Linked DNA regions of Homo sapiens: regions 2, 3, 4 and 5 are each linked to region 1. Evidence: chromatin loops called from intact Hi-C (ENCODE). Cell type or tissue: sigmoid colon. All regions are shown on one strand. Region 1 holds the start of SNRK (SNF related kinase). Region 2 overlaps ANO10 (anoctamin 10). Region 3 holds the start of ANO10 (anoctamin 10). Region 4 holds the start of ABHD5 (abhydrolase domain containing 5, lysophosphatidic acid acyltransferase). Region 5 has its middle 17 kb from the start of GASK1A.

The links. Peaks named below come from ENCODE experiments on the same cell type or tissue, not always from the same donor. Only the 100,000 strongest peaks of a DNase experiment are listed, where the experiment ranks them.
Region 2: a loop joins it to region 1, with 2.4 times the contacts of the local background. A loop is called at or near these places in 4 of 110 quality-filtered maps.
Region 3: a loop joins it to region 1, with 4 times the contacts of the local background. A loop is called at or near these places in 8 of 110 quality-filtered maps.
Region 4: it touches region 1 in a loop (4-fold over the local background); 9 of 110 quality-filtered maps call a loop at or near these places.
Region 5: it touches region 1 in a loop (4-fold over the local background); 4 of 110 quality-filtered maps call a loop at or near these places.

The regions. Positions count from the first base shown.
Region 1 is chr3:43,283,847-43,288,846 of GRCh38, forward strand. SNRK (SNF related kinase) reads left to right here and starts at 2,694. Exons shown (of 7, transcript NM_017719.5): 1 at 2,694-2,829. RefSeq lists an enhancer at 2,434-2,934 and silencers at 2,539-2,938, 3,179-3,228. In sigmoid colon, a CTCF peak has its summit at 2,391 (motif pointing left); DNase peaks (open chromatin) are centred at 1,995 and 2,655; H3K4me3 peaks cover 2,833 bases; H3K27ac peaks cover 1,660 bases.
Region 2 is chr3:43,416,390-43,421,389 of GRCh38, forward strand. The region is part of intron 12 of ANO10 (anoctamin 10); the gene reads right to left. Among named protein-coding and RNA genes, the nearest start is that of SNRK-AS1, 67 kb to the left of the region's middle. In sigmoid colon, no CTCF peak of the experiment used is centred here; a DNase peak (open chromatin) is centred at 2,705; H3K27ac peaks cover 718 bases.
Region 3 is chr3:43,619,401-43,624,400 of GRCh38, forward strand. ANO10 (anoctamin 10) reads right to left here and starts at 2,611. Exons shown (of 13, transcript NM_018075.5): 1 at 2,509-2,611. RefSeq lists a silencer at 2,325-2,824 and enhancers at 2,880-3,532, 3,533-4,185. In sigmoid colon, no CTCF peak of the experiment used is centred here; a DNase peak (open chromatin) is centred at 2,821; H3K4me3 peaks cover 2,017 bases; H3K27ac peaks cover 1,068 bases.
Region 4 is chr3:43,688,144-43,693,143 of GRCh38, forward strand. ABHD5 (abhydrolase domain containing 5, lysophosphatidic acid acyltransferase) reads left to right here and starts at 2,795. Exons shown (of 7, transcript NM_016006.6): 1 at 2,795-2,896. The coding sequence starts at 2,850. It also overlaps a transcript of ANO10 not described here and the pseudogene TUBAP3. RefSeq lists a silencer at 2,967-3,446. In sigmoid colon, CTCF peaks have their summits at 3,010 and 3,236; DNase peaks (open chromatin) are centred at 2,758 and 3,418; H3K4me3 peaks cover 2,191 bases; H3K27ac peaks cover 1,816 bases.
Region 5 is chr3:42,959,481-42,964,480 of GRCh38, forward strand. No RefSeq gene overlaps it. Among named protein-coding and RNA genes, the nearest start is that of GASK1A, 17 kb to the right of the region's middle. In sigmoid colon, a CTCF peak has its summit at 2,322 (motif pointing right); no DNase peak of the experiment used is centred here.

The DNA.
Region 1 (5,000 bases):
TAAGGACTGGCATTTCCAATTCTTGTTTGCAACTATCAGAAATATCTCTCTCTCACACACACACACACACACACACACACACACACACACACACAGGACCTTAACTGACATCTGAGATAAAAGAGTAGAAGATGTTAACTGATGCCCATAGGGTGGTGAAGGAGTCTTTGAGGAACTCTTTAGGTCATTCCAATTAAGTATTATTTTGATCCTACTGGGGTGAAGCCAGGATCTAGAAATGCACAAGTATAAATGTATGAAATAACTAGTTAAATATGTAAAAGGGAATGTTGTTAAATAAAATGTCACAACTCAAAATTGAACTGTGTATGAATATTCAATGTCTGTTGTTTTAAATACATTTATTTTAAAATTTGAAATAAATTACAAAAACTAACAATATCCAGAGAAGATAACCTTGTTACATATGCTGCTTTTGGGGTTCCAAAGATGAAAATGACAATTCTTTCATCAGTCTGCTCAATTTTCACATTTTGATCTAATTTGTGGCACCTCCCTGGTTTCCTTCCAATAAACAACATCTTCCTTAAACTGGTGGCATTATGTTATTTTTGAGATCTGAATCACAGAGACTGTAATACAAGCAAGCATGCTTCATCTTGTCGTTTTGTAGAATGCTGTACATCTAATTAAAGCTTCTTACAGGTCCATAAAAAGACCCAACATTAAAAAAGCAGTGTGTTGGAGAAAGCCCCAGGGCAGAGTGGAAAAGGAGTTTCTTCATTAACTATAAGCACATTTGCTTAAATTCCAACTTAAGTAATACTATTAATTTGTACTTGAATATCTTAAAATATTGCCGAAGCATAATCAAATCATGTCACCACATTTATGGTGTGGAACCAAAACTGGGTCATATTCTTGCCAGCAGCACTTCAGCTACCCAAGAAATACTGGGGATGAATAAATGATTTACCATGTGGCCAGTACTGCGTCCTTCTCTAGAAGAGTATTGCAGCCAACTTCATTTAAATCAATTTATTATTTTGCCCTTTTTCATTTGTTTTGCTCTTTTATGCCTTGTTTTCCTTAGAAAATTTATTCAAAACCTAGTTAAACAGCAGCAATATAAATACTTTATTTTTCAAGAGCTTATATATTATCGTCATTGTTCTGTAGTTACTGATATAACTCAGGGACTACAGACCCAGGGGTGGAGGCCTTCGACCACTGGAAATCCCTTGGGAGACCATTACAGTGGTATTTTCTCCCTTTAGTTGGCTACAGAGTTCCCTGAATAGTGATATCTCCCTGAGGAGAAAAGTGCATGGTCTTCCTGATTTCTAGCAACAAAAGGACAAATTCTACAAATCCAAGTTAGGAGCTCTTGCTTAATATGCTGCTACAGTTACGATTTCCATGTCAAAATGAGATGACTCTTTTATGGTCTTTTCAGGTCAGAGTGATCCCAGGTGGGACCCTAAGGCGCAGAGGCCTAATCTGAGGCTTTCCCTGGTGCTCTCCCACCACCTGATGCAAGGGTATTAGGGTAACTGGGAGTCCCCTTGATCAGAAAACCCTATGTTATTACCCTAAGAATCAAACTGTTTGCACCTCCCAACAATCCACTCCTGCTTCCCAATCATCTTCAGACATGCAAAGTTGATGCATAGAAGCTAAAAGGCTTTTGACATTTGCAGGTCAACAGAGATTTGCTAAAACCATCTAGATTTCTCTTCGCAGTCCAGTCAATTCAACCAAGCCTGCAGCATCTCCGCAGCTCTTCTGGCTTGTGTCCTTCCTTGCTAGGGGTCCTTTCTTGGGGAAGGGTGGACACAACGTGGGAACAGAAGGGGAAAAGCAGGTTGAAGAAATCTGGCGTCTGGTTTGTTGGTGTTCCCTTCCAGGAACCCTGAAGAGCTGGTCTCTATTGCATGCCATGCTTCCAGGGGTGGGAGTCGGGAGTCCCCTCCCACCCTCTGCGGCCATCCCTAAGCTCCCTTCCAGAGCAACCTGGCCTGGCGACCATACCACTGAACCATCAAGGGCTATGGTTAATGCCCGGCGTGTTTTGAATCTCTGACTTCACGTGCTTTGATGTGTCCCCACGACCGTTTACTTTTCTATGCTGTTGCCAGAGGCTGCCTAGCAGGGCCTGTGTCTCCCGCTGACCTTTAAGGCCAGCACTGCATTCAGATGTTGGGCTTTTCCAATTTTGCTTAAATAACAACAAAATCAACCGAATTTTTTCAAATTAGAGTCCCAGGGAGAAGAAACTACAGAGAAAAAAATCATATTATGTATATATATGTATATACATATGTGCATGTGTGTATGTATATGTATTTTTACAATTTTTTTATCCTTGTTTAAACCTGGGCGGGAACCAAAGAGTAAAGCGCGTGCGGCTCCCTGCCCCCTGCCGCCAAGACGCAGTCCTGTACAGACGCGGTCCCTTCCCTCCGATTTCCCCTGACAGCTCGCGCTACTTTTTCCCGGCCATTGTTCCGTGTCCCTGGTGCTTCCTCCTCCCCCGTCCTCCATCCTCCTTGGGCGCCTTGCCCGCTTTGTCCCGCCAGCCGCCTCAGCCCCGACTCGCCGGGGTCAGAAAGCCGCCAGGATGCCCTCCAGCAGCCCGCGCGCCGGCCGCAGGTGCGCGCCGCCCCGCCCTGCCCTTCCCGCGGCCCCGCCCCAGCGCTGACGTCACAGTGACGCGCAGCCCGCGCAGGCGCAGCTACCCGGCACCCCCTCCCCGCGGCCGGCAGCCCGCTCGGTATTATGATTAGCGCTGGGTGCGGGGTTTCGGCGGCCGGGAGGGAGTTGTCGGCGCCGCGGCCGCTGCGGACGGACGCTCGCCTGCCGGCTGAGGTAGGGGCGAGCGCGGAGCGCGGCGGGGCGCGGCGGCCGTAGGCAGGGGTGCGGGGCCGGCCTCCGCCGCCTCAGTAGCCTCCGCTGTTGCCGGGCTGGGCGCCCGGGCCGGGGCGCTCGCCGCAGGCGGAAAGTAAGTTGCGCTCTCGGCGCCGGCCGCAGCGCGCGGCCCGGGAGGACGCGGGGCCCGGGCTGCGGTGGCCCGGACCCCGCGGCGCGGCCTGGCGGCGGGGCGGCGGCGGGGCCCGGCGGGAGCCGTCACTGCGGCGGCGGCCGCGGTCGCCTGGAGGCCCTGCCCTTGCGGCCGCGGCGGGATTGCGGCACCTCGGAAGGCGCCCGCATCCCCGCGCCCCGCCCCGGAGCGGGCCGAGTGCGGCGCCCGCGGGGCCCCGCGCCCTGGGCGCTTGGTAGGGTGTGTGTTCTTTGAATGCGTTTTCCCCTTTCAGAAGACTGTAGAAATCCGGCCTCAGCAAAAGGGTTCCGTGGTCAAACTGCTTTACAATAGAGTGGGGATGTTGTCTGTAGAGAAAGGGCAAAGGGGTAAGGAAAGAGGAGCAGTGCCATTCCCGAGGGAGAGCTAGAATTTTTGCAGACTGGGAGACTGGGAAATCTACGTTCTTTTCCATAGTCATCGCCTGTTGATTTCTTTCTGGTCCATTTTACAGGGACCTTCCTGCCTTTTACTTGGACTTGGGTTGCAGGAAAGTGGCAGCCTTTTATCTTCGGGGTTCTTGGAGCTGTGCTATTTGTAACTGTTGGATCGCATACAGTCCAGTAGTTTCATAGGGAGTTTCAGGCTTTGGGGAGAATTTAGCAGTGGAGTTCCTAAATCTATAGAGGTCTGAGGATATGGGACCTTTCAAACTGTCATGTTACTTTCCACCCCCCTTCCCTTTAATTATGTGCATTCTTAAAGTCTTAGGAACCGTGGTAAAGTTGACTTAATGCCTTAAACATTTTGTCAGGTTTTAAGGTGAAGCATGGCTTGCAAGTGTTGGACATCCTGTTGAATCTCCACCAAGTTCCTATCAAACATGAAATGCCTGAGTTTGGGCTCCTTGTATGGGATTGGAGCACTATGTCCCAAACCAGTCTTTAACTTATCAGAATATATACAGCAGTGTACTTTAAAGCCCGGGTTGTCAAGGCTTATGTAATCAGTTTGTTAATTTATAATCTCGTTACATTGCTTTCCAGATTTATAAAATAATTCCCTTAAGGAAATCTGTCCTCAACGTCTGCTTAAATATTTCTCTTGGAATTGGATTCTTGAAGAGGAATGTACTGTACAAGTGATGATTAAAGCATACTAATTAGACAAGTTTCTTTTTTTAAAGAACACCAAATACCAAATTTTTAATCTGATTATCTGTGTAATTGTCCTTGAGAGGAGAACAGGTGGACATTCCCATTTTACAGAACTAGAAATGAGAGAAATTACATGACATTTCCAAGGTCACATATTGAAGCAGTGTAGAAAGTCAGGTGCACAGTGCTAACTTTTTATAATACTCTCATCCTGAAGGCTTTTCAGGCAGGAAACTTTCAGTGCCACCTTTCAATTTTTTTTTAAATTTGTATAATCAGTTTTTAATTGTTCATTTTGTGCACAAAAATTACTCTCACCGTATTTTTTAATAATTCTGAGTATTTTTTTCTGTTTTACTGCAGTAAGATCCATTAGTCTAAAACATGCTAGAACTCAGAAGTTGTACTAATTTTATTTTTCTAGACCAGAAGTATAGGTTGGGTCTTTATGGTTTAGATTTAATCACATAATCCTAAAAGAAAGGCTTTTAAATGTCCTTATTAAAATTGAAGGGCTTTCGTGATATTTTTACTGGTCACAGGAAATACTGTTCATCTGAACTTCACTGTGAGTACTTCCCTCATACAGAAAGTGAAACCAAATAGAAAAATATTTATTTCTGGAGATACTGAGCAGCCATGGTTCTAAGTACTGGTATAAATAAGACATGATTTCTTCCCTGTAGCAGCTTGTCTAATCCTAAGAGCTCTTTACACTGCCCAAGAAGAAAAGGGTACAAATGAACTTTCCATAGGCCAGAATCTTAGGAATTAAAAACCGTAGATGAGAAACTCTAGACTTAATGTAACTGCATCCCAGCTGTTTGCTTAAAGATAGAGTGTTTATAACTAAGATGCTTTAG
Region 2 (5,000 bases), 130 kb after region 1:
AACTGCCTTGTAGAGTCTATCTAAAAGAATAGCCATCAAAAATAAAAATACAAAACTCAAAAATTTATGGGGGAAAATTCACTTGTTCTCAACCATATTTTTATTAATAGGAAAATACAACATGAAACAGAATTCTGAAAGGAAAAGGAGGAGAAGATGTATTTGTCAACTGAAATTCATAGTCCAGTGGCATTTTAGCAGGTCTGGTATTCTGCTTTTTGCTCTCCCACTACTTACTTGTGAGGCCTTGTTCACATAATTTTAGCTCATTTGTAAATGGAATTACCAAGGACATCTGGTTAAACACCCAGAAAACATGACATAGTCAGAACCCAATACCAAATCTGATTTCATGGTTACCCTGAAAATCCACAGGATCCCCCATCCATTCCCAGCCTCTTAATCCAACCAAGTTTAGAGATTATTGTCAATCATCAACCATTCTGGGGAGGCAAGTCCATTTGATCAATGCAATGGATCAAAAGACGAGTTATTTCAAACATCCACTCTGTGTACCTAACAATCGCCTCATTAACTTATTTATGCCAACAAAAACCCTTCTGGTGTCATTTCCAATTTCAATAGGATTTTAAAAGGAAGGTAAACTCTAATTTAGAACCCATGTGCCCAAAGCTGTGCTAGGCACCTTCACATAGTGATACAGGAGTTAAGAAGAAATTACTTAGGCAGATAGGGTACAGAAGTCCTCAGTAAGGTTTTCCTTTTAATGAAAAGCAGCTCCAAATCATTTTCTAACAAAGAGCAGCCTGTAAAGTCCAGCTGCAGACACAGACAGGCAAGCTGGGAACTTGCACGGGTGAATGCCAGAAGGAAAGAACTACCTGGGACTAGGCATATTCAAAATGGTGGCTCCATCTTCCGTTCTCTGCCAACCACATGTGTAGTAAGAAGGAGACAAGATGGCGCTGGCCAAGGGGAAAGTTTATTTGCATAATAACATTAGGGTGGGGCGACCAGCCTTCCCCACGGCTATGTAAACGTCACACCTGACTGAACCAATCTGTGAGCCCTACTTAAATCAGACACTGCCTCCTCAAGCCGGACTACAAAGTCCGGCGCATCCACTACCGGTTGCTCTTTTCCTCTCGGAAGTCCCCTCTCTTACTAGAGAGAGAGCTGTTTTCCTTTCTTTTTTTCTCTTTATTCTGCCCATTAAACTTCCACTCCTAAACTCCTCGCGTGTGTTCGTGTCCTAAATTTTCTTGGTGCAAGACGACGAACCCCAGGTATTTACCCCACACAATGTAGCTGCTTCAATAGTGCTTTTATTTAAAGTCAAACATAAACTGCTATATTGCGACCTGACAGGTCTATTCTTATAGGCTGTGCGAGGATTAATAAAGATAGTGGACTGCTAGTGCTCTATCAATGGCAAAATTAAATAAATGTTAAATATTATATTTCAGGTCACATGGAGGTTCAATTCCATACATGTCTCACCAAGGCTCCCTCCCTCAGCTCTAAGCTTATAGTCTATGGTCTAAAGAGCCTCAAGGATGGTTCGATAACAGCAATGATATCAAAGTCCAAAGAATTGTCTTGGATGTTAAACTGGAGGTACTAAGGTGGTAAAGAATTGTAAGGAAGGCCGGGCGCAGTGGCTCACGCCTGTAATCCCAGCACTTTGGGAGGCTGAGGCAGGCGGATCACAAGGTCAGGAGTTAAAGACTGGCCTGAGCAACATGGTGAAACTCCATCTCTACTAAAAATAAAAAAATTAGATGGGGGTGGTGGCAGGTGCCTGTAATCCCAGCTACTCAGGAGGCTGAGGCAGGGGAATCGTCTGAAACTGGGAGGCAGAAGTTGCAGTGAGCCAAGACAGTGCCATTGCACTCCAGCCTGGGTGACAGGGCGAGACTGTCTCAAAACAAAAACCAAACCAAAACAAACAAACAAAGAATTGGAAGGAAAACTTAGCCAAAGGGCTAGATCTTTATTGGTTGTTACTTATGCAGGGAGAGGTAGCTAAGAGAACATGGGACTTTAGGGCCAGAGACCTGGGTGTACAGCATGGGCTTTTTCAAAGTGCTGAGGGTCTGATTTTAGACAAATCACATATCCTTCTTAGTGACCAATTTCCTTTTCTTTTTCCATTTTATTATACAAAAGTAGAGAGAATAATGAACCCCAACTTACTCATCACCTGGCTTCAACAATGATTAACTCATAGCCAAACAGTTCATCTGTCACCCAGCCTCCCTTCCTGGATTGTTGATGCATTGGTTATCTATTACTGCGTAACAAATTATCCCAAAACTTAGTGGCTTAGAACAAGCATTTATTATCTCACACTTCCTGTGCGTCAGGAATTTGGAAGCAGCTGGGTGGCTCTGGCTCAGAGTCTCTCACAAAGCTATAGTCAGGATGTAGGCAGGAACTGCAGTCATTCAAAGGCTTAGAGCTAAGGCTAAAGAAGGGAATGGCAATAGGTCCCTAAGCCAAAACTGGCCTACAGCCTGTTCGGTAAACAAAGTTTACTGGAACATAGCCACGCTCTTTCATTTACGTATGTCTAAGACTGCTTTTGCATTACAGCAGCAGAACTATTAGCTGTGATAGAGACTGGATGGCCCACGTGCCTAAAGTATTTATTATCTGGCCCTTTACAGAAAAAGTTTGCCAACTCCTAGCCCAGAGAATCTGTTTCCAAGATCACTTGCTCCCATGGTTGTTGGCAATAAGCCATGTTCCTAGTCCTGTAGGCTTCTACACTGGCTGGCTGAGTGTCCTCACAACATGGCAGCTAGCTTCGCAAGAGGAAGAGTGATTCAAGAGGGAGAAGGCAGAAGCCATCATGTTGTTTAATGACCTGGCCTCAGAAGAAACATAACGTCATTTCTACAGTATTCTACTGATCACACAGAAAAATCAAGATACAAAGTGGGAGAGGACTCCACAAGGGCATAAATACTAGGCAGCAGGGATCACTGTAGAACATCGTAGAAGCTGACAACAACAGCTGGAGATCCATTCCTTAATCTGTAAAGTCAGAATTCCTAAAAAGATCATTTCTATAGAATTTTTCAACTCTAACATTGGACAATTATATGATGCAGAGAACTTCTGATATATTTTTGTGTTTCAATCATAGATGTATTCAATTAGTATTTGTTGCATTTTTTTTTTTTTTTGAGATGGAGTCTTGCTCTGTTGCCCAGGCTGGAGTGTGATCTTGGCTCAATGCAACCTCCGCCTCCCGGGTTCAAGCAATTCTCCTGCCTCAGCCTCCTCAGTAGCTGGGACTACAGCTGTGCACCACCATGGCTGGCTAATTCTTTGTATTTTTGTAGAGATGGGGTTTCACCATGTTGGCCAGGCTGGTCTTGAACTCCTGACCTCAAACAATCCACCCACCTCGGCCTCCCAAAGTGCTGGGATGACAGGCGTGAGCTACTGCACCCAGCTGTTGCTGAATTTTAATATCTGTATTTTCATTTTGAGTTACATATGGGTTCACTATATTACTATTTATGTTCTCATAAGCATTATTTCTTTATGAAGTGATTATTTTCCTTTAGGTAGTATTTAAAAGAGTTCTTAAATCCAAACATTTCTTGTTTTCTACATTCTATTCTTAAGAGAAAGAAACAAATGAGCAAACATGTTGTTCTTAGGGCTTTACTTTAAAAGTCTAAATTTCCTAGCCTATCAATCACTAATATATTTCAGCCCAGTTTCTCTATGTTTATTACATAATATAATATTCAGTCATATTCTTGAGATCCTATAGCATTGGAAATCAAGTAAAAAATATGCTGGGCACAGTGGCTCACGCCAGTAATCCCAACACTTTGAGAGGCTGAGGAGGGTGGATTGCTTGAGCCCAGGAGTTTGAGACCAGCCTGGGCAACATGATGAAACCCTGTCTCTACAAAAAATACAAAAATTAGCCCTTCATGGTGGCGCACACCTGTAGTCCCAGATACTCAGGAGGCTGAGGTGTGAGGATAGCTTGAGCCCAGGAGGTGCAGGTTGCAGGTTGCAGTGAGCTGTGAACATGCTACTGTACTCCAGCCTGGGCAACAGAGCCAGACCCTGTCTCAAAAAAGAAAAAGAAAAACAAAAACAAAAAGCAAAAGCAAAGGAAAAAGACAAAGAAAAAGAAAAGGAAAAAGAAAGGAAAGGAAAGGAATACTGTTTGTTACAGTAAACAAAAAATTTCCTATTTTAGCAGTTTACTAGTAATTAAAAACAAAGTTTTTTTTTAAGTGTGGTTTCCTACACTTTTGGTGTAGGAAAGTATATTAAATATTTAATAATGGTTTCCTGAATCTAATACCCAACTATAACACACACAGGATAATTTCAAAGTCAAAGGATTAGCACTTAATAGTTGAAAAAAGGCACAAAGGGATGGGGCTTTGACCTTAATGATGTTCACTTAATTAATGACTATTTCATTCAACGATTATAAATCTACATTTCTGGAGTAATCCTGCTTCCAAAAAGCTTCTTGTCTGGTAGTCATAGACCAGTATCTTTAAATTCGATGATGCCAACAGTATAATCTTTTAAAAAGAATTGGCCAGGGGCCAAGCACGGTGGCTCACACCTGTAATCCCAGCACTTTGGGAGGCCAAAATGGATGCATCACTTGAGGTCAAGAGTTTGAGACCAGCCTGGCCAACATGGCGAAACCCTGTCTCTACTAAAAATACAAAAATTAGCTGGGCATGGAGGCACACACCTGTAGTCCCAGCTACTCGGGAGGCTGAGGTGGGAGAATTGCTTGAACCCAGGAGGTGGAAGTTGCAGGGAACCCAGATTGCGCCACCACACTCCAGGGTAGATGACAGAGCAAGACTGTCTCAAGAAAAGAACTGGCCAGGGCTGGGAGCGGTGGCTCACACTTGTAATCCCAGCACTTTGGAAGGCCAATGTGGGTGAATTGCTTGAGCTCAGAAGATCTAGACCAGCCTGGGGAACATGGTGAAACTTTGTTTCTACAAAAAATAAAAATAATAATTAGCTGGGCATGG
Region 3 (5,000 bases), 340 kb after region 1:
TCAATGTCAATTTTCTGGTTTCAACAATTGCACCATCGTCATCTAAGATGTTCACATCTGGGGAAGCTAGGTGAAGGGCATAAGGAAATTTGTACTATTTTTGCAACTTTTTGTAAATCTAAAATTATTTCAAAACAAGAAACTTTTTAAAAAGAGCCTCTTCCAGGGGCTGGGCACAGTAGCTGAGGCTTGTAATCCCAGCACTTTGGGAGTCCATGGGGGGTGGATCTATTGAGCTCAGGAGTTCAAGACCAGCCTGGGCAACATGGCGAAACCCTGTCTCTACAATAAATACAAAAAAAAAGAAAAAAAAAATTAGCTGGATACGGTGAAGCTCTCGCCTGTAGTCCCAGCTACCCAGGAGGCTGAGATGGGAGGATCACCTGACCCCAGAGGTCAAGGCTGCAGTGAGCTGTGACTGCACCACTGCACGCACTGCAGTTTGGGCAACAGAGTGAGACCTTGTCCAAAAAAAAAAAAAAAAAAAATCCTCTTCCACCCAAAATTCCGTAATTTCCTAACACATACACACAAAAACTCATACACATTAAAAATAACAGTTTTGGATTCACACATGACATGAGATTTATTGTGAGCTTTTAACCATTAAAACAAAGGTTTACTGCTTATAAAAACAGAAGGCTAGAGACAATTTAACTGACAGATGAGAAAAAGGCTTAGTACAGCTCTCATGCAAGCCATGACAAATATATCCATTTGAGGAACACTGATTTTTCACCTCCAAGCACAGTACTAGGCACATAACTAAAACTCTAATATTTAAAAAAAGAATGAATCCACATGATGAATGATTATACAAGCATTTTCAAAGATGTTTAAGAAGAATTTGATCCACAAAAATGCTAAGTGAGAAAATGTAAGGTGGAAAGAAAAAGCAAAAGTATGAAGTAATATAACAATATTACCCCAATTAGGTAACAATACTACCCTAATTTTGTGTACATTCATATACACAAAAATACAAAAATTAGGAAGAAATGCATCAAAATGTTATTACATGTGGCAAAACTACAGATTTTAATTTTCATCCTTATAATTTTCTCTGTCTTCCAAGTTGTCTACAATGAAAAAAGTTGGCCAGCACAGTGGCTCACGTCTGTAATCCCAGCACTTTGGGAGGCCGAGGTGGGAGGATTACCTGAGGTCAGGAGTTCAAGACCAGCCTGGCCAACATGGTGGAACCCCATCTCTACTAAAAACACAAAAATTAGCCGGGCATGGTGGCAGGCGCCTATAATCCCAGCTACTCGGGAGAATCGCTTGAACCCGAGAGGCGGAGGTTGCAGTGAGCAGACATTGTGCCACTGCACTCCAGCCTGAGCGACAGAGCAAGACTCCGTCTCAAAAAAAACAAAAAGAAAAAAGTTTCAGTGGGTTTAAGTGCATTTACACACTTCAATTTATCAAGACTTTTCTATGCCCTTCCATTATTTTAGATCTTTCAAATTTCATTCATCTGCAACTCTACGATTCTTTCAGCAACAGCTGTTCAGAACAGATGATTTACTTTCCATAGCGAATTTTAAACTGTTTATCATGCAGAATGGGCCCTTAGAAAACATCTAGTCCTCTAGATTTGTATGACTTTAAATTAAAAGTAGACACTACAAAGTGGATTTAACCGCTTTAAACCCCACAGGATTAGATTTAAACTCCGCAGGATTTAAGGCAATATGATACAACTGTGTCTTGAGTCTGAATAAACCTCAGCTGCACTTTTTAAGTCTGGGATCTCCATACACCGTCCTGCTGGAATATAAGGTTTTACAGAAGGCAGCGCACACCAATGCTGGTGCTGTGAAGGCACCCACAAAATCAGACGCTGCCTATAGGGGAGAACCCCATTCCATCCACGTTTCTCAGGTGTCCCAGGCACTAGCCAGACAGGTATCTATTATTTAAACTGTACAGTATGTCCCAGTCAAAAGCCTGGAAACTCAGTCACCTCGATGTGAGCATTATCCTGCAAGCCCGCTCCGGCCAAACCTGCTTGGAGACAGCCTAGTCCGCCCTGATCCCCGGACTGCCCGGGAAGCAAGAACCCCGGGACCCGCGAGCTGACCCTTCTAAAAACCACCCTTCACTCCGCTCCGCCGACCACCCCACTCACTGCCTCCTTCCCCAAAGCGCTGAGGCCCCCAACATCCTCCATCCTGACTTCACCAGCCCCAAATTTCCGCCTCACCGCCTTTCTCTCAGGACTCAAACCCTCGCCCCAGACCCATAATCCCCTCCACAAACCTCTCCCCTCCCCTGCGACCGCCGCTCCCCGCAACACCTTCACTCGTCCCTGCCCCCACAGCCCCCGCGCCCATCCTGGTCCCACTTCCCATCCCCAGGGGTGCTGGCACCGGGAGGCGGCCCGGGAACGCAGGGCGGCGACCAGGCGGAGCTCCTGGAGCCTGCAGCGGCCGGGGCTCTGTGGCTGCAAGGGGCCGGGCTCTGCTGCGGACAGCTGGGGGGTCCGAGGTGCCCTCCCCGACTCACCAGCCGCCGCAGCGCTCCACGTCTTCGGAGGCGGGTCCGAGAGCCGGCGAGAACCGGAGGCCGGGCGAAAGAGTGCTCGGTGCGGGGGGCGGGCCAGGCCAGTGGGGCGGGCGCCGCCGAGCGCTGGGCGTGGCGGACGCGGCGGGGCCTAGATGCGGTCACACGCAGGGGGGCGGGGCCGCGGCGGGAGAGGCGGGGCCTCACTGGGCGGTAGCTCCGGGAGGGGCGGAACTGCGGTGGGAGGGGCGGGGCCTCACTGGGCGATCGTAGTGGACGAGAACCTAGACTGGAACCGGTCCGAAGAAAAAAAGGCAGCCCTCATTGGGCTGTCGCCTGGAACAGGAGACCAGGCCGGGAGAAAGGGAGGGGCGTGCCTAACGTACTGTACCACCCATCGAAATCCGGACGGCAGCGGGAGAGGCGCGGCCGAGAAGGCAGAGGCCTGGTTGGGCTGTCACTCCGAGCCGGGGCGGCATGTGGCTGGGCTCTCCAACCGCGAGCGGTCGGGGCAGGGGAAAGGAATACGCCCCTTCACATTTCCCTCTTCCATCTCTTAAAGACCAGAACCTAATTTTCTGGTCACTTTCAGGTATAAGAACAAGTCTCATTTTAACTGTAGCTCACTTTCAAGTTGTGAAAAACGCAGATCCTTTTATAATTAAAACCTAACATCCAACCACAGCCAAATCCCAAAACCCTTGCTCCTCCTAGAAATCGCCAGACACCTTTCCACCTCCAGGCTCAGAGTCTGCCCCAGCCATTCCTTCTGCCCAGAAAGCTCTTCCCTCGGTTGGCTGCTTGGCTCACTTCCTCACCTCCCTCAGTGTTTGCTGGGCTCTCACTTTCTCCCTGAGGCCCTTTCTGACCATCCTACTTAATACCTGTTCTCATCTGCTCCTCACCCCACCATTTCCTTACCTGCTCTCCTATTTCTTCTGTCCACCACACTTTTTGACTTTTTGTTGTTGTTGTTTTGAGATAGAGCCTCGCAATGTCACCCAGGCTGGAGTGCAGTGGCGCAGTCTCGGCTCACTGCAACCTCCGCCTCCCGGGTTCAAGCGATTCTCCTGCCTCAGCCTCCTGAGTAGCTGGGATTACAGGCGCGCACCATCATGCCCAGCTAATTTTTGTATTTTTTGTAGAGACAGGGTTTCACTATGTTGGCCAGGCTGGTCTAGAACTCCTGACCTCAGGTGATCCGCCTGCCTCGGTTTCCCAAAGTGCTGGGATTACAGGCGTGAGCCACCGCGCCCTGCCGGCTTTAAGTGTTTTTAGTTACCCAGGGTCTACCACAGTCTGAAAATAGGTGAGGCCAGAACAATAAGATATTTGGAGAGAGAGAGAGAGACCATATTCACCTTTTATTACAGTCTATTTTTATAATTGTTCTATTTTATTATTATTCATTGTTGTTAATCCCTTACTGTACCTAATTTATAAATGAAACTTTATCATAGTATGTATGTATGTGTAGGAAAAAACATAGTATACATAGAGTTTTATACTATCCTCAGTTTCAAGCATCCACTGTGGATCTTGGAATGTATCTCCCACAGATAATGGAGGATTACCAGCCCCAATGTTTAGAACAGTGTTAGGTCCATAGCAGACAAGCAATAATTCTGAAATGAAAAATTTAAAAAATGAATGAACACTTTCTGCCTCCATACATCCAGCTTTGGCCAGATCAATGCCTCAACAAACTGCAGTGCGGAGAAGGCTGGTCTGTTCTTTACTCCCCACCCTTCTCTGGGTCTTCCAGGTTCCAGGCAGGAGGCAGGGAAACTAAAAGAAAGGAGCAGAAGACTCGTTACTTGGTAGGAGCAGTTTGTCATTCTTTCTAGTCCTCCGATGCTATCATGGCAGCTCACAACATTATTAACCAGTTTTTGTGCAGCTATCTTTTTGTAGGTCCTGTGTGGTTATGTTCAGAAGTTCTCTCTTTCTTCTGAAAATCAGGACAAATTATTTATGAACTTCAATAAGTTTAGACATGAATTACTCCTTAGACTTTTGTTTTTAAATTGTACTCTTCTTATCTTCTCATCCTAGAACGCACGGCCATCCTCCATATAATTTCATTTTCTTATATTTATGTGGCTGGAGGAATTAGGAAGAAAAATGAATGGAAATATAAAAGTCATTTTCTCTTGTATAATCTTATTTCATCTCCACAATTAACAAATTAAAACTTTCTGTTAAGTATAGCAAATTGTTGGACAGCATAAATGGCAAACCTGAGTTAATGACATAGATCCCTATATAGTAGTCCCCCTTAGCCACATTTCAATACCCCCACTGGATGCCTGAAACCACAGATAGTACTGAACCCTGTATATATTATGTTTTTTCGACCTGATAGCCTAGATGGCTGCTAAGTGACCAAAAGGTATGTAGCATTGATATAGTTTGGATCTGTGTCCTCACTTAAATCTCATGCTGAATTGTAATCTCCAGTATTGGGGGTGGGGCCTGGTGCAAGGTGATTGGAT
Region 4 (5,000 bases), 400 kb after region 1:
TCTCTTTCTCTCTTTTTTTCTTTCTTTTCTTTTTTTGTGACTGTGCAGCAGGCACAGGCATCTTTGAGAGCAGACTCCAGGTCCATAAAGACCAAAGCGCTACAGGAGTTGCTGCAAAATCCTAAGGTTTCATTACTGGACTCAGTACCACTGGGCTTGCACTGTGTTCCAGGCGGTAGGGTCTTCAACAGACACTCTGAGAGGTGGGATTGTAGGGCATCAGTTTCTGCAGACACACTACAAGTGTCTGGCAACACTATTGTGGAGGCTAAAGTAACTCCATCTCAGATGCTAATCCACAATGTTGATTTCTGAGTAACCCCAGTTTTGGGAAGGCCTCCAAGTTTTCTACTTTATCTATTGTTCCTTGTATAAGAGCATGTGACAGGCTGTTCTTACATTGTTATAAAGAAATACAGCTGGGCGCGGTGGCTCATGCCTGTGATCCCAGCACTTTGGGAGGCAGTGGAGGGAGGATCATTTGAGGTCACGAGTTCAAGACCAGCCTGGCCAACATGGTGAAACCCCATCTCTACTAAAAATACAAAAAATTAGCTGGGCGTGGTGGCGGGTGCCTGGAATCCCAGCTACTCAGGAGGCTGAGGCAGGAGAATTGCTTGAACCTGGGAGGTGCAGGTCATAGAGAGCCAAGATCATGCCACTGCACTCCAGCCAGGGCAACAGAGTGAAACTCCGTCTTAGAAAAAAAAAAAAAAAGAATTACCTGGGACTGGGTAATTTATAAAGAAAGGTTAATTGGCTCATGGTTCTGCAGGCTATACAGGTGCTGGTATCAGCTTGGCTTCTGGAAAGGCCACAGGGAGCATTTACTCACGGCAGAGGGCAAAGCGGGAGCAGGCATCTTACATGACTAGAGCAGGAGCAAGAGAGTGAGGGGTAGGTGCCATACACTTTTAAACAACCAGATCTCACAAGAACTTACTATTGCAAGGACAGCATTAAGGGGATAGTGCCAAATCATTCATGAGAAATTCACCCCCAGAATCTAATCACCACCCATCAAACCCCACCTCTAACACTGGAGATCACAATTCAACATGAGATTTAGAGAGGACAACACCCAAATTGTATCAGAGCACATACTTACCTACCTGCCCTTAGGTCAAAACAACCTTAGTCTGGGAGGGTAACAGCACAGAGATTTACCTGTCTTGCTGCTGTCCAAGACCATGCTTCTGTCCGTAAGTTCCCTAATAAATCACCTTTTGCTGACAAGCTGGATTTGTCTCCTTCATTCTTTAGTTTCTCAGCTCCTTCTGTATTTGGAGGTCACTTTGAATATACGGCCCTTTCATGAAACAACCAGGAATTCCTGTAAAAATGTTTTTTATATGTTCTGGTCTTCCCTAAAATATTTTATGAATTAGATCAAACACAATAAAAAATGTATTAGTTATTACTATGCCTAAGAGATTATAAGTGGCTTTCCCCCCTCTAAATTACAGAAGACACCATTCCTATCCTAGAGGACTTTCTCGTGTAGTTGGAAAGATATTCGATAATGTTTATTTAAAAGCTGTAACAATTACACAAGGCTGAGAACCTGAGAGCTAGATGGGTGATAAAGACAGGTTTACAGTGGGGCTCAGAGGAGAGAAAAAGAGGGAGGAGAGTCAGGGAAGGAGAACAATGAACTGAGTCTAAAATAAAGGTTAATATATTCGCGTAGGATCTATCAAAACAGGAGCAGTATTTCAACCCATTGTTTTCAAGCACCTAGAACAAAGTGAGCCCATAGTAGACACACACCAAACATAAATGGATGAGTAGTAGTGGGTGGCAGAATTCCAAAAGCAGGTTGCACCTGATTGCTAAAAGGCTTGAAAACAGGTCAAGAAATACTGCTATTTAGGTTAGTCATTTCACCTCAATAACTCGAAGTACCTAAACATAGACTTTTTTTTTTTTTTTTGAGACGGAGTTTCGTTCTTGTTGCCCAGGCTGGAGTGCAATGGTGCGATCTCGGCTCACCGCAACCTCCGCCTCCCGAGTTCAAGCGATTCTCCTACCTCAGGCTCCCGAGTAGCTGGAATTACAGGTATGCGCCACCGCGCCCGGCTAATTTTGTATTTTTAATAGAGACGGGGTTTCTTCAGCTCAGGCTGGTCTCCAACTCCCGACCTCAGAAAATCCGCCCGCCTTGGCCGCCCAAAGTGCTGGGATTACAGGCCTGAGCCACCGCGCCCGGCCAACACCGACTCTTTTCACCCTCCCAGGTATCTAGAGAGTCGAGTGGGAGGGAAATTGCTGGCTCTGGCCACTACAGTAACATCAGCACCTAGAGCAGTGCTCAACTGACTGAAGGCTCCTGTGAGTCGCCCTCTCCCCCTGGCCCCCCAACCCGCGGGGAAAGGCTGGCGGGACGCCACACAGCACCTCGATTACGCCATTTCATTTGCCACTGCACCATCTATCGGACACTAGCTAGGCTCTTCCAGGACCGGACGCACCTCCGTCCCCAAGGTGCCACCTGACAGCCAACACCGACGGGGTGATGCATGAATACAGTCATTATTCAAATTAGCTAAAACACCTAACTCATTCGGGTGAGTCTCGCCAGTCCCTCTGGGCTGACTGTCCCGCCCCGCGCTTACACCCGGGAGCGTCGGGCGGGAGAACTAGTGCATGCTGGCTGGGGATGGCGGACGCAAAGCCGGAGGCAAGGCCGCGCACGCGCAAACGCGGGCGCGCCGCCGGGCCGTGCTAGTGCGCGGAAGACGCATGCGCTGGCGGCCTGCGCCGCCTTAAGTGCCGCGCCAGCCCGGGGCGGCCCAGTCGGCCTGTCAGCCGGCTTCGAGATAAGTCCCGGCGCTTGCGCGGCGGCGGCTATGGCGGCGGAGGAGGAGGAGGTGGACTCTGCCGACACCGGAGAGAGGTAAGCGCAGCCGGCAGGGGGCTTCGTGTGTCTCCGGCGCGCACCCTCCGCGCGGGCCGGGTTAGGGCCCAGCGGGCAGCACCAAGGAGTCGCCGCCCGCCTGGCGACGACGGGCGGCTTCCTCGACCCTCCCCGGCATGAGTCCGCGCGGCGCCCAGAGGCGTCCCGGCGCCGCTCTGCCTGGGAGAGGCTCCCCTCAGCGTCGGGGCCCCGAGGTGTCTGAGCCGGACTCCGGCCGCGCCGGGAGGCCGCCTTGACCCCGCGCGGAGGGTCCGCCCCGTTGTTGTATAAGCCACCCCGCGGGCCGGCGACGGAGCTGGCCGCGGCGGCCGCACCGGCTCGGGCTCTGCCAAGGGACCCGGCCTGCCCCAATGCCGCCGGCGGGCGGTGCCCGGTCGACCCTGCACCTGACTGCGAGGCGCGGGAAATGACCGGGTCTGTCAGCCTCCCATCGCGGCTTCCGTCTACAGGTACTACCTGTGCTCTGTCCAGCCTCAGCCACTGGACGATCCTTCCCGTAGCCGTAGGAAGGGGCGGCGCTTCCTTGGAGGGGATATTAGAGGCCCGAATTCGCCCGGGAAGCGGCGGGAGGGCGGGGGTGCCGGGAAGGAGGGAGGGGAGAAGGAGTGAGGGAAGTGGGTGTATGGCTGTGAGTTTCAGATACTTCATAGAAAGAAAGTTAGCCCTTAAGATAGAGATACACGTTCAAATGTCATAATTCATCTTTCGGATGAAGGTCTTTGGCTTGCAAGCTCCACTGTCCCTTATTTGTTTGCGCTTCTGGGATTATTCTGGCTTTACTGGCGAAGTGTGTGTTGCATGTGCCTTAGAAGAACACACATAATGTATAGGAAACTGTGGAAGTTGGAGGGCAGATGTCTAATGTGAAACTTTTTTATATACAGGTATAGTGAGTTTATTCTTTTCTACACCTAAATGACTTCTTGCACTTGTTAGTAGAAGAATAGTAGTTAATGAGTGGAATAATTAAATTGTTATGGAGGTTATTGCCTTGTTTCTCAAGGCCTGTCGTTTGTATTGGAAAGTAAACTTCCCCCATATATATTTAATTTTTTGACGTCGGTTCTACTTCAGACGTCTGGAGAAATTTGCCTAGGAAACATAACCTAAATGATAGAATATGGAGTACCATGAAGACAGGGATATTTGGAAAGATGTCATGGGGAAAAATTGTGAAATATTAGAAAGGAAGTTATTCTCTTGAGTTTTGTTTATTTGTTGAGGTTTGTTGATGAACTTCCTCGTTGCACTGAGGTGAAATGTTGAATGTCATGTGGACGCAAGTAGGAACGTAATTGGTAGGTTGTGTTCTCATCTTGTTTGTCACAACATTTTTGACTCTTGACACTACTTTCAGGTGGACTATTTGGTTTTGATGTAGTGGGGCCTTGGAGTCCAGGACACAATCGTGAAAGGGTTTTATGGCTTGGAGTGATGGTTGGAGGTCATTGGAGGTAGATGATTAAAAAATCCTTAGCAGCTGATCAGCCATAGTTTCTAGACAGAAGTGGGCTTCGCTGGTATTCTTGGCAATATGCTTTAGCAGTGTCCAGTGACTATCCCCAGAAGTGATCCTGTTAAATCCAAGGTTGCCCCTGTGTGCTGGGTATTATTGTTCCCATTTTGCAGTTGAAACTGCCACTGTAAAGGCTGCTAACAGCCTGCCAGCAAGTAGCAGGGCTGGATTGGAACCCTTTGTGGAACCCTTTGAGGTGTCTGGATTTAATCTAAGGTGCTTACCCTGTATCCCTGCTGCCTGTCACTGGAATTGGGACTCATGTGGGATGTTTGGCTCTTGTTTGAATACAGTTCCCTACCCTTAAGACATTTGAGGTTTAGATAGGGAGATAACATTAACAAAGGAAAGTTATAAAATGGTCATCTGATGGCTTTTTGGAGAATATGATTCTTGTCCTTTGCTTTGTGGCACTTAGTGAAGACAGGCATACTGGGATCCATTTTGCTTTCAACATCCAACCCCTTTCAGTTGCAATACAGTTGAGAAAGCTAAATGTAATGAGAGTAGAGTAGACTTCTGTGAATTGCTTTAAGTTGTCCTAGAGAATGATTTAGTGTCAATTGA
Region 5 (5,000 bases), 320 kb before region 1:
AATTACAGATGCAGTCTATTTCATAGGAAGATTTCAGATTTTAAAAATTTTCTTTCTGTTGTATTTTTCTGAAAAAATTTTCATTTCCTGTTAAACTTGTAAATGTAGTGGCGTAAAGTTATTCATATTATTTTATTTTTAATTATTATAGAATCTGCACTTATGTCTTTTTCATTCATGAAAAAGAGGTTATTTGTGACCTCTCATTTTTCTTGATCAATCTCACTAGAAGTTTATCCATGCTATTTGTCTTTTCAAAGGACTTTAAATTTAACTTTAATCTTCTTTATTGTATGTTTGTTTTCCCTTTTATTAATTTTTGCTCTCATCTTTACTAACTTCTTCCTTCTATCCTTTGTTTTTGCTTTTCTTTTTCTAACTTGGGCTAGTGTTTAACTGTTTAGTTTTCCACCTTTTTATTTTTTAATATATGAGTTTAGGCTGTAAACTTCTCTGTATTTACTACTTTGTCTGCATCTCCAAATGTTGCTATCTTCATTTTCATTCAGTTCCAAAAATTTTCTAATTTATATTATGAATATATTCTTTGATCCATTTGTTATTTAAAAGTGTATTTCTTAATTTCAAAATACATGAGGATTTTCTAGTTATTTTTTGTAACTGATTTCTAGCTTGGCTGAATACTTTTAAAATAATATACTCTTATGATTTCAGTCCTTTGAAATATGTTGCGACTGTACAATGGACACTTAATTTTAAGAAATGTTCCATACTTTAAAACAACATATATATTTTGCAATTTTTGGTTGCAGTATTCTATAAAGATCCATCAGGCCAACTTTGTTTTATATTCTTCAAATCTCTTATACCTCGACTAATATTTGTCTGTTTGTTCTATCGTTATTTTAACCTCTCCTATTGCTTCTGGATGTGTCCGTGTTTCCTTGTTTGCTTGGTAAACTTGGAGGCCATGTTTTCGAGTCTGCAGAGGGCCTAATGAGTTGGAGCTGGCATGACTGAAATGTCAGTGGATGGGTAGGCTTCATGCCACTGTCTGTGGTCCTGAAATGTCGTGCTCAAGATCCATTTTTAATTTTTTCTCCTAACCTGGGACAGCAGTGGTTCCTATGGATTCTTGCAGGGATTCTGAGACTGGGTAGGGGAAAGGTAACAAGTTGGGGAGAAAGGAGAGAGGAGAGAAACAGACAAGGGATCAGGAAAGCAGAGTTGCCAAAGGATTACCAGGGAGAAAAAAGAGAGGTTGTTATTTTGAAATGTTTTCAAATATTCCTGGTTGACAAAAAGGAAATTATTACTTTTGCAGAGAAAGTTTTGAGGGCTTTCCCCTATTGCTTCCCACAATACCCTCAAATGCTACCCTTGTGAAGATGGGTATTTTGTATCCCTCAAACACAACAGAAAGCTCAGCTTCTTGCTCTGTGAAGTCCAGAGGTGACCCTGCTCAGACTCCATGCACAGCATCCTGTTCTCTTTGGCTAGAATTCCTCTCCCCAACCCCCCATTTATAGTCCATCTGGAGAACTACTCATCCTAAACACTCTTTTGGCTCAGAAGCCCTGGAGGCCTTAGCTCATCAACTCAGGCAAGTTGAATTCCTCTTTCTCCTCCAGGTATCAAGAGAAGCCTGCTAACTCCTTTCTCATAGCTCTGGTTATATTATTCATGTTCATGACTGTCTGTTGCCCACCTAGAGATACTTGCGGGCAGAGGACTGGTGTTCTAGTCATCTTTGTCACCCTAGCCCCATACACAATTATTGGCACATAGGAGGTACTTAATATGTATTGAATCGAGTGAGTGAAATGATTTCTGAAGTCAGTGGATATATCATATATTGGACAGTTGAATCACTTTTATATTAGTTTGCTCAAAAACATTTATTAAGCTCATTCTCCATGCCAAGCATCATGTTTGGTGCTAAGATTACATCTTTGAACAAACTGTCCTCATATTGTTCAGGAAAACCCCTAAGTAGATAGGCAGCCATATATGGTAGAAGACAGGAACTGTGACAAGAAATATATTTTTATAAATCCCACATTGAGAGTTCAGCTGGCAGTAAATAGGAGTAGGGTGGGGTTTGTGCAGGTTAAAGTCTATAAAATGCCATGGCAAGAGGTTGAATTAGAGCCTGATTATGAAGTTAGGAGGCCCAAAACACAGTGGGCACATATTCACAGATCTTGTTGAGGAACAGATGGAGGGATCAACTGTGTTCACTGCCCTTTATTTATCTTATTTCTCTCTCCACCCCTGTGAAGCCAAGACATTATACAGTAGCTAGGAAAGACTCACGGCTGAATCTGGGCATGGAACAACTTCCATATGGAATGTTGGCCACTTGGTGGTGCTATTTGCTTCTTCAAATTCTCGTTATTTAAAATATTTCTTTCTTGTACCGTTGATTCTGGGATCAGCCTGGATGTGTCAAACACTGCCTGCCAGGCTTAGAGCTCAGTGCATTTCTTCCCTTTTATTCCTGCTGATGGGATTGCTGGCCATGACCGGTGAGAGGAATCAAGGAACCCATTACTATGAGTTCTCAGGATTCATCTTCAAATCTCAAATGATGTGGTCAATTAAACCAAATTAAAAACAAGCTCTTGTTAAAAGCAAGTTAAAAACAAGCTCTTGACCTTGAGAAGAAATGATTGGTATTAGGAAGACTGTTGAGCTGATACTGCCCTTCATTCATTCTCTACCCTGGTGCTTGGATACAGGAGCAAAGTAAGAAAATAATCACAGCTTTATTGAGGGCTCTATGAGCAAGGCTTGGTGAGGATGGAAGAGAATGGAGCTATCAGTTGATGAGAACCTACTAGGTGTTGAGCTCCTTACATTCATTGCCTATTTAAAACTTTCTAACAACTTCATGTGTAAGCGTTGTCCCGATTTAAAAAAAAAAATAGATGTGGAAACTGAACCTGGAGAAGGTGTGTAATTTGTCCAAGGTTGCACAGGCAAAGGGGCAAAATTCAGCTTTAAACCCAGGACTGTTTCCACAGCTCCAAGTTCCCTTTATTCATGGGATTTGTAAGATGGAGCCCCTGCCACTGTAGCATTTATAACTTACTTTGGAGAATAAGATTCCTGAAAGTACGTTTAATAAAAAAAAAAGATGTCCAGCTATGTACGGCAGCTCACGCCTGTAATCCCAGCACTTTGAGAGGCAAAGGGGGGAGGATAGCTTGAGGCTAAGAGTTTAAGACTAACCTGGGCAACATGGCAAGACCCTGTCTCTAAAAAACAAAATTAGCCAGTTGTGGTGGCATGCACCTGTAGTCCAAGCTACTCAGGAGGCTAAGGTGAGAGGGTCGCTTGAGCCCAGGAGTTTGAGGCTGCAGTGAGCCATGATGGCGCCACTGCACTCCAGTGCAGAGTGCAGGCTACAGAATGAGACCCCATCACAAAAAAAGAAAAGAAAAAAGACGCCAACAACTTAATATTAATGAAAGATATCTTTGCTGACATGTAAATGGTCACAATATATTGTTAAGTGAGAAAAAGCAAGCTTGAGACTAGCAAGGTAGTCTTTAGCAGAGGCAAATATTGAGATTTATTGTACCCTCCACCCAGATCAAGGTAGCATAGAAGGCTTCCTCAAGTTTTCTTACAGTCAGTCTCCTCCCAAGGGTTAGATATCATTATGATTTATATTACTATAGGTTAGTGTTATCTATTCTACATATAAATAAAATCATTTAATATGTACTCTTTTATGTTTAGATGCTTTCACCACAATATATCTGTGAGATTTATCCATGTTGTATGCAGCAGAGGCTTTTTAAAATTGCTGAATACTCTTCCATTGACTGAATATACCACAAGTTGATGGATATTTGGTTGGTTTTAGGTTTGGGACTATTGTGAATAAAGCTAGTATGAACATCCTTTTATATGCCTTTGGGATAACTTATTCAGTACTCCTTTTTGGAGAGAGATATATTATGTATATGTATCTATTTACATATGTATATGTAAATAGATACATATACATAATATATGTATATGTATGCTAAACATATGCCTACCCTATAATAAAACAATTCCATTCACATATATATGTATTTGTATATATGTAAATATATAGCCTGTATGAAAAAGCAAGCTTGAGACTAGCATAATTAATTTGGTCGTAATACACACTTTTTTTGGTCATAATATACACATACGTAATATACACATACATATATATGGGAATGGAACTGTTATAGGGTAGGCAATTGCATTTTTTACATATTGAAGGTTTATGACAAACCTGCATTGAGCAAGCCTATCAGCGCCGTTTTTCCAACATCATCTTCTCACTTCATATCTCTGTATCACATTTTGGTAATTCTTGCAATATTTTAAAGTCCTTCATTGTTATTACATCTGTTATAGCAATCTGTGATCAATGATCTTAGTTGTTAGTATTGTAATAGTTTTGGAGCACCATGACCCTCATCCATATAAGACGGCAAAGTTACTCAATAAATGTTGGGTGTGTTCTGACTGCTCCAGGAAGCAGCCATTTTCTCCATCACCCTCCCACTCCTCAGACCTTAATAATATTTAAATTAGGCCAACTAATAACTATAAAATGGCCTCTAAGTGTTCAGGTGAAAGGAAGAGTCACACATCTCTTACTTTTAATTAAAAGCTAGAAATGATTAAGCTTAGTGAAGATGGCATGTGAAAAGTCAAGACAGGCCAAAAGTTGAGCCCCTTGCCCCAAACAGCCAATTTGTGAATGCAAAGGAAAAGTTCTTGAAGGAAATTAGAAGTGCTACCCTAGTGAATTCACGAAAGTGAAATAACTTTTAGTGGTCTGGATAGAGGATTAAACGAGACACAACATTCCCTTAAGCCAAAGCCGAATCCAGAGCAAGATCCTAACTCTCTCCAGTTCTATGAAGGCTGAGAGATGAGGAAGCTGCAGAAGAACAGTTTGAAGCTAGCGGAGGTTGGTTTGTGAGGTTTAAGGAACAAAGCTGCCTTCATAACATAAAAGAGCAAGATGAAGCAGCAAGTGCTGA